Regions from separate parts of the Mus musculus genome. Here region 2 is linked to region 1. The links are chromatin contacts, found by Hi-C or POLR2A ChIA-PET in ENCODE. All regions are on one chromosome and are shown on one strand. The core of a region is the stretch at or near the end of the contact, and the rest is flanking DNA. Distances in the headings are between cores, read along the strand shown.

Region 1 (3,618 bases), core at 637-3,136:
TGGCACAGAGGCCTGGTGCCTGGACGGGACATGGGCAGAGATGGAATAGCCTAGGGTCAGTAAAGCTCTGACCCAAGGAAACCTTCAAGTTGAAGGGGTTTAGGAATTCACGCAGGAGGCCACATACCTTTGTAAAATTAGCAAAGCCATTTTACTTCGTATTGTCTCTCTTCAGTAAGGGCCCCACATAGGTTTCGGGATACTAAAAGCACGCCCCCTCCCCCACCCAAGGAGCCGAGAAAATTTCACCCACTCACCTCCAGACTCTGGTCCTGGGGCACGGTTTCACAGAGCAGGTGGTGAACTTCTTCAGGTCCCCATCCCTCATGCACACAAGCATTCACACACGCCAGCGCCGGGAGAGACAGAGGTACAGAGGAGCAAGCTTAAGCGCCTGGGCCCAGTGTACAGTTCCTGTACTTCTCCACAGTGGTGGGCCCCTGGCTGAGGAGGGATATGAGATGAATTCCTGGGTGCAGACATTGGGAGTCCCCCAGAGGGCTCGGGTCAGCCTCTGCTACTGAGATCCAGGGAGGGTCTGGTGATGGGTTTGAGCAGAAGGGTGAGTCCCAGCACAACAATGCAGGGCAAACTGGGGTCCTGTTTGGGGCATCAGGTGGCAAGTTCCAGGACCCATTGCCCTCCAGAATCTGTCTGTCTATCCATCTCTCCCTCCCTCCTTCCTTACTTCCCTCCCTTCTCTATTTCCCCTGAGGTTATACTCCTCTATGTTTACTGCTCAGATCTGAAACCTGAGTTTTCTAAACTCACTCCACTCCCTTCCTTGCCCTCGGTTCCGCATCTGGGCCAGCAGCAGGTCTAAGCTGACAGCACCTGCCCAGTAATGAGACCCACAGTCTTTTGAAATGCGAACTTTTGCAGCGGCATTTCCAGGTCCCCCAGCCAGAGGCCCCCTCAAGCACTTGCTTCAGGGGAAGAGGAGGCTGGAACACCTACCGCACTCCTCAGGGATGGTGGAAGAGGGCAGGCTGGGTCCACCCATCATGTAAAAGGGCAGGCACACCTCTCCAGTAGGACAAGGAGGAGCTGATCCTCACACAACTATCTGCAACTAGTGAGGTCCGCTACCATACCCTCATGGGACTCTCCCAGCTCAGCTTCACAAAGAGCCCCTCTGAGTGTTTGATAAGTCCTGGACTAAGAGATGCCACGTACAGCGCTGGTCAGTCTGCCCCTAACCGCGGAGAAAGTCAAATCAAATCAAAGCCAGGCTTAAAAGACAATAAATACCTGGTGCAGGGAGTCGCCTCACCTCCTAGACCCCTATGCAGGTGCCTAGTGGGACCTACACGCCCACTCCACCCCATGCTACCGTCCCAAAGCACTCAGTACAGAACTGGGAATACGAAAGCCCAGAGGGTGGTGTGTTACCTAATAAAGTCAGTACCCAAAGGAAGTGCCCAGAGGCACTCAGAGGCTGTCCCCCCCTCTACCTCCCGCTCTACTATCCCTCCCTGCTTCTGGGACAGCGGTGGCGGGCGCGCGGACGAGGGGCCAAGGGAAGGTGACTGCAACTCCAAGAATCCAAGGGTGCGCTTGCAGAGGTCTCAGATCTGGATAGAGCGGTGTTTACGAAGTATGGACCGCGCAGACTCGACAGAATTGTTCACTTGGTTGGGGTCAGACCTGGGACTCTCGGTTGCAGAGAGAGGGAGCGCAAGTGAAATTGGAAAGCTTTAGGGGAAAGTACTGGGAAGCGAGCTTAGCCTTAAAGGTAGGACCAGGAGCCGGAGAGGGGAGGGGCTGAAGCGGGGCTGGAAGTGGGCTCTCCCTATTGGGATTGTCTGGGCGGGGCCGAAGGCGGAACGGGCGTGGCTTGGGCTGGGGGTGGGGCCAAAAGGGGCGGGAGCGGGGTCGGGAAAGAGGGGGCTGGGGTCGGGCCGGGGGGCGTGCGGCGGGCGGGCCTGACGTCTGCTGCGTCCCGCTCCGAGTTTGCTCTCCATCACTCCTGGCAAGTGTCTGGCCGCGCCGAACCGAGCGCGAAGGTCTCGGAGGTCCGGGCAACTGTCCCATCTGCACCTGCGGGAACCTCGCGCCCCGCACCTGGCGCGACTGGGTTGTGGTGCTCCGCTGTCCTCTGGGGGTATGGCGCCCGTGAAGACAGCGTCTACTGGCCGTAAGGGCCGCCTGTGAGTCGAAGATCCCAGGACCGAGTGGGAGCGCGACCGCGCGCACTATGCCTGTCGGGGTGGAGGCGAGGGCGTCTTGGCGCGTGGTGGCCCTGACGCTGCTGCTGCTCCCCGCCGTGCCTGCAGCCTCCCAGCCGCTACCCCCGCGCCCGCTGCAGCCGAGCATGTGAGTAGCGCGAGTCGTGAGGCTCCTGGCGGCGAAGCTGACCCGGACAGAACTCGGGGCTTTGTCCCTGGGGCCACAAACAATGGGCTCTTTGCTTTAACTGAGGAGGGGATGGTCTAGACCCGGGGTCCCGGACTGGATTTGGTGCCCTCGAGTCTGCCGCAGGGCCCATAGCCTCCGGGTTCCCGCCCCTGCAGCAAGGGTCCTGCAGACTTAGACGGATGCCGAACTCCGGAGAGGTGAGGAATCCAAGCCCCTGCGGCGCAGGGTCCAGCTGGGGAGCCAGCTTGGAGGCGGCCGAGAGGAAGCAGCCTGGTCCCACTTCCTCCCCAAGCTAGTCTCCTGGGGTCCGAGGGCCTGCGCAGGGGCGGGGGTGCCCAGAGGGGGCTGCCAGCACTGTTTTGTGTGTTAAACACGTGCGCTCTGGGGCCTCGGGAGAAGGAATTCAGTACTAGAATGGGCAGGAAGAGAGGGTCAGGGAGCCAGCGGCGACGGATTTAATTTTGAAAGATGATTCCCCAACAGGCCGGTTAGCGGTCTCTCTTAAACTGCAAAGCGATCCCCCTCTGTTGGCCTCAAAGGAAAACTGGTGCGAAGTGAGACTGAGAGTGGATGTACAGATGAGAGGCCTGCCCCCCCTCACCAGCCCTTCCCCGCAGGGTGCAAGGTGGAGCCTTGTAAACTTGGCAAGGCTGCTGGGGCGGCACGGGGAGTGGACCAGGGACCCTTCAGGCCCTGGTTGGGGCTTCCATTCTGCCAGTTCGGGCATCTTCTCACCCACAGAGGAGACTTGCTGCTTCTGTCCAGGGCTGGCACTGACCGGTCCACTATGTACCTGGCCGTGAGGACAGTGTCATGATTCCCTGGGGAATGAGAGGACAAGCTTCCTACTGGGACAGGTGCCCTCGGGACCTCCTCCCTGGGTCTTGCTTTGGTCTTTGTGGCCATTACAAAAAAGAGCTGGATCTGAGTTGGGGTCCTCTCGTCTATGAACAGAAGCAACCTATGTCCCCGACTTCCGCTGCTCCTTCCTCTTAACTGAGTTTGTTCCTAGGGAGCTTCGGTCCTAGAATGATTATTGCACTAAGCGTGGTGGGCTAGGGCTGCCAGCCTGCCTGTCTCTTTCATGGTTGAGAGGGGCTGCAGACACGGTCTTCCCGAGGTTGGGTGGATGCAATCTGGCACGAGTGGAAACTGTTGCTGGCCCTTTATGGGTTCCCCACCCTGCTCTGTCCGTTCCTGCTGATCTCCCTGGGAGTGGAGCCAAGGGCTTGCTGCCTGTGTCCTGCTCACCTGGGCCCA
Region 2 (3,618 bases), core at 292-2,791, 76 kb after region 1:
TGTATGTGAAGGACAAATGGGGCCAGTCTAAGGGACCATGGCTATTGCTGGCTTAGCCCCATGGCAAAGCGGGGGGGAGGGGGGGTCTCTTCTCTTTATGTTACACCTGTTGGCTCAGGATGGACACCCTTGGGGCGGGCTCTGCTGCTAACACATAACATATACCTGTGGTGGTCCTGCCGCCAGAGTCACATGACTGATGGAAAGCTGCCCAGCCCTGCCCTTGGCCTGTTCCTACTTGTGTGTACCTGTGGTACACGGTTTTCACTCCCCAGGCTTTGGGACGGTAAAGGACTTTACAGGCTCCAGTCTGTCCCCAAGGCTCCGTCCTGGAGGAGAAACCTCAAGGAAAGCTGCTTGGGCCCCCGAGACTGCTGCTGGCAGTCTGCTTGGTCTGGGGCCAAAGCCACAGGCAGCTCAAACGTGCAGACTGCCAGGCTCTTTTGCAAAACCCATCCCCACGGAGCCGCCAATGCAGCTCTGCCCGTGTCTCCCAGTTCTTCCAAAACCTGGCAGGGGTTACAGTTGCACAAGGGGTCAGCTTCCCAGCCCTGAGAAGCCTGAGGAGGCCTGGCCTGAGGGAGAGGTGGGAAAAGAGAAAGCAGCTGCTGTGGTCAGTCCCTTCCTCTGTCTCATGATCCTACCCTGGCTCTTCGAAGGGCAGGGACTGCTTCCACTTGGCCTAGAGGAACAGGCTGAGGTGGAACAGGGGTGTCGAGGTTGAGCAGCCCATACTGGGTGCAGAACCCAGCAGGGGAGGTTAGGCAGCCACGGTGGGCATTCAGGAAAATGGCATGTCATGGGTGTGTGTGTGTGCATACTTGGTGACTGACGGTGGTGCTGGATTGAAGCGGGTAGGGGAGTTTTGGGAGGGACCCATTCCTCTGCCCTTGGGTCAAGTAGGCCCAACGTTGGTTTTGTGATTGAGTGCACCTGCTTATGGGTTCTATCTGCCATCTACGTAACCCACCAAGTATTTTGGTAAATGCTTTGGGGGGAGGAAGCTGGGAATTTCTTATGAGGCCTCTCACTGGATTGAGTGTGTTTCCCTGGAGGGGTGCAGCCAGAAGTTAAGCCTTGGCAGTAGAAAATTGCCCAGGGCTCCCTGGAAGGACAGGCTGCTCTGGCCACTGATGGAGCATAGAGGGAGCTCTCAGCACCTTATGGCCACATCAGTTGAGCCAGCCCCAACCCTCCAGGATGATCTGGAGGATGCAATAAAGAAGCTGATGAACTTGGCTTGGCTTGGCTTGGCTTGGCTGGCTGGAGGCAGACCTGGCTCTTCATGTGCAGCCAACTAAATGACCCTCGGGTGTTCCTGATGAAAGGCTCTCTGAGGCTTTGGCTCAAGACCCAAGGTTGAGCCTGGAGTACAGGTACTGCCTCCTGAGACTGGACAAGCGTCCTTTGTTGGGGCACCATACATCCAAGAGTGTTAACCAGGTTGGCGCAAGCAGCCCCCTGTCCTATAGGAAATGTATTTTCTATGAGATCCAGGCTCTTTCTCCACCAAACCAGGTCTTTCCTCCGAGCTCTGCACTTCACACCCTGTCCTGAGTAGTGCGACTCCTGCTGGCTGTGGGTGGAGTTGCAGCCCAGCTGTGGTGGAATTCCAACTGGTCAGTGGAGGCTGCCGGGACCAAACACCACGTGGGCTTAAGCCACAGGGCTTTATTTCGCTCATAGTTGCAAGTCCAAGAGCAAGGTGCCAGCCCTTCTGGTCCCTGGCGCGGTCAGAGCCCCATCTGTGGGACCACTTCCAACCTTAATTAAGGTATAAGACCCAGCTTCTGAACAATGTCATATCAGAGGGCTTCAGCCTATGACATGACGGGGCGGAGCGGGGGCGGGGTTGTGGAGGGGAAAGGGTGGGATGGGGCGGGGCGGGGCCTGAGTTGGGCGGGGCAGGGCGGGGGCGATTAGGGTGGAAGGCAGAGGTGGAGCAGGAACACACAGACATTAAGACTCTAATAAAGAATGTCACCCAACTGTAGTCATTTGTGTCTGATCGGGAAGTGGGCCGAGGCGGAATATTGGGTCCTGCAGGCTTGTATACAGACCACAGACTTCTGTGGGCTGAAAGGGGAATCGGGGCATATTGTGGAGACAGACCCATCCGGCCCTGTTGCCTGGAGTTCTCAACCCTCCTGCCTATATATCTCCAGTACTGTGCTTTTAGGTGTCTCACCGACCCTGGCTGAGGCATTTGCCTTATGAGTATGCATCTATATATACTTACTGCAGGGAGGCCAGTCCCTGACTTCGCTCCAAAGGTCACTCAGCCACTGACCTCTCCAAAGGTCTCTCAGCCCCTGGCTTCTGCTCCAAAGGTCTCTCGGCTTTGCTCATGTCTGACCTTGGGTCTGATTTCTAGCACCACAACCAGATGTGAGCCTCTGGCCCTGGTCTTGGCAGAAGCCCCGAGTGTGTGTCTTACAGCTGTGCCTCAGTAACTTGAGGAGCCTGGAGACACAGACCCTGGCCATTCCTGGAGCTGTGAAGCCCAGCGCAGAGAGGACAAAAATCTGCCTGGCTCAGCTTTCCCGGAATCCACAAAGGATGTGCTGGGTGATGCTGGCCTGGCTCCCTGGTGTGCACAGCTTGGGAGCATCTGGGCGGATGCAGTCCTGTGGAGTGAAGGGCTGGGGTGGTTCTGAGGGTGTGAAGCTGCACTGGCATCCCAAGTCTTTAGTGCCAGCCGTGGTGGACTCATTCCGCTGCTTTGGAGATGAAGTACCTTTCCCTCCTGGTGGATGGTGCTTCCTGCTGAGACGCTGAGACGTCATGCCCCTGTGCCTGCCCGGCCCTGCCAGAATGGGCTTCTGGTTCGTATTACGTGTCCCGAGTAGGGACGCAGTTGGTGTGGTGAGCATGAGTAAACAGAGCCCCCAGGAATGTGGGGCCAGCTGAGGCCACGTGCATGGGCGCCGGGACGCCTCAGGAGGGAGGGCTGGTGGCCGAACAGCTGGCTCAGGTGAGGTCAGCCAGGCCTGGGCTCAGCGTGGCTTATGTCCAGTGTAGGGGGTCAGAGCAGAGATGGGGAAGAGCACAGGTTAGCAAGCTTACCTCAGTTCTGTGGGAGATCGCTGTGGCTTCTCCCTTATATCGGGACCCCACGTGGCCAGGAGATCAGTCTCTGCCTCCCCGTGGCTGGCTTCGCCCCAGAGAAGGGGGCCTCCATGTGTTCCTCCGGCTGTGTGTCACGTGAGCGAGGAGAGAGCTGTTGTACAAGCAATGTGGCCTTTAAGCAGGCTTGCTTTGAAGGAAGGCCGGCCTTCTCAGATCCCCGAGGCATCTCACGAGGCCCACGCAGCTGCCAGCACCTGGGCCTTGCAGTGCTGACCCCAGCAGTGCCAGACCCCAATTCCTTAGGCAGTCATTAACCATATTTCCAAGCTAGGCCAAGGACCGAACTGCTTAAAGCTGACAGAGTTCCCACATTCTAGGCGGCATCTAGGGCTGAGCATTGCCACCCAAAGTGCTTTAGTGATGAGTCTCAGGTTTGCTGACACAGCTCTGGGCACAGGCCCGCAGGCAGGCAGACAGCCTCACCTCCCAGGCCATGGCTGCATTCTTGTGGCTTCCCCTCCAGAGCTTAGGGCTAACTTCCTCTAACCA

What was found. Hi-C counts contacts between places; a loop is a spot of excess contacts on that map. ChIA-PET counts read pairs that join two places held with the same protein, here RNA polymerase II (POLR2A).
Region 2: a loop to region 1 is called in a map of heart, with 4 times the contacts of the local background. The contact joins the enhancer-like site here to the promoter of Megf6 in region 1. A Hi-C loop is called at or near these places in 1 of 37 maps with a recorded cell type or tissue (heart). POLR2A ChIA-PET finds 5 or more read pairs at or near these places in 3 of 5 experiments (Patski and embryonic stem cell).

Annotation. Positions count from the first base shown.
Region 1 is chr4:154,168,827-154,172,444 of GRCm38, forward strand. Megf6 (multiple EGF-like-domains 6) reads left to right here and starts at 1,887. Exons shown (of 37, transcript NM_001162977.1): 1 at 1,887-2,316. The coding sequence starts at 2,198.
Region 2 is chr4:154,245,055-154,248,672 of GRCm38, forward strand. All of the region lies in intron 5 of Megf6 (multiple EGF-like-domains 6), which reads left to right. Among named protein-coding and RNA genes, the nearest start is that of Gm52687, 53 kb to the right of the region's middle. Within about 2 kb of position 1,542, at least 1 of the 3 ENCODE cell types and tissues checked has a DNase peak (open chromatin) inside an H3K27ac peak, as active enhancers do; it is heart, where a contact is called at or near this core.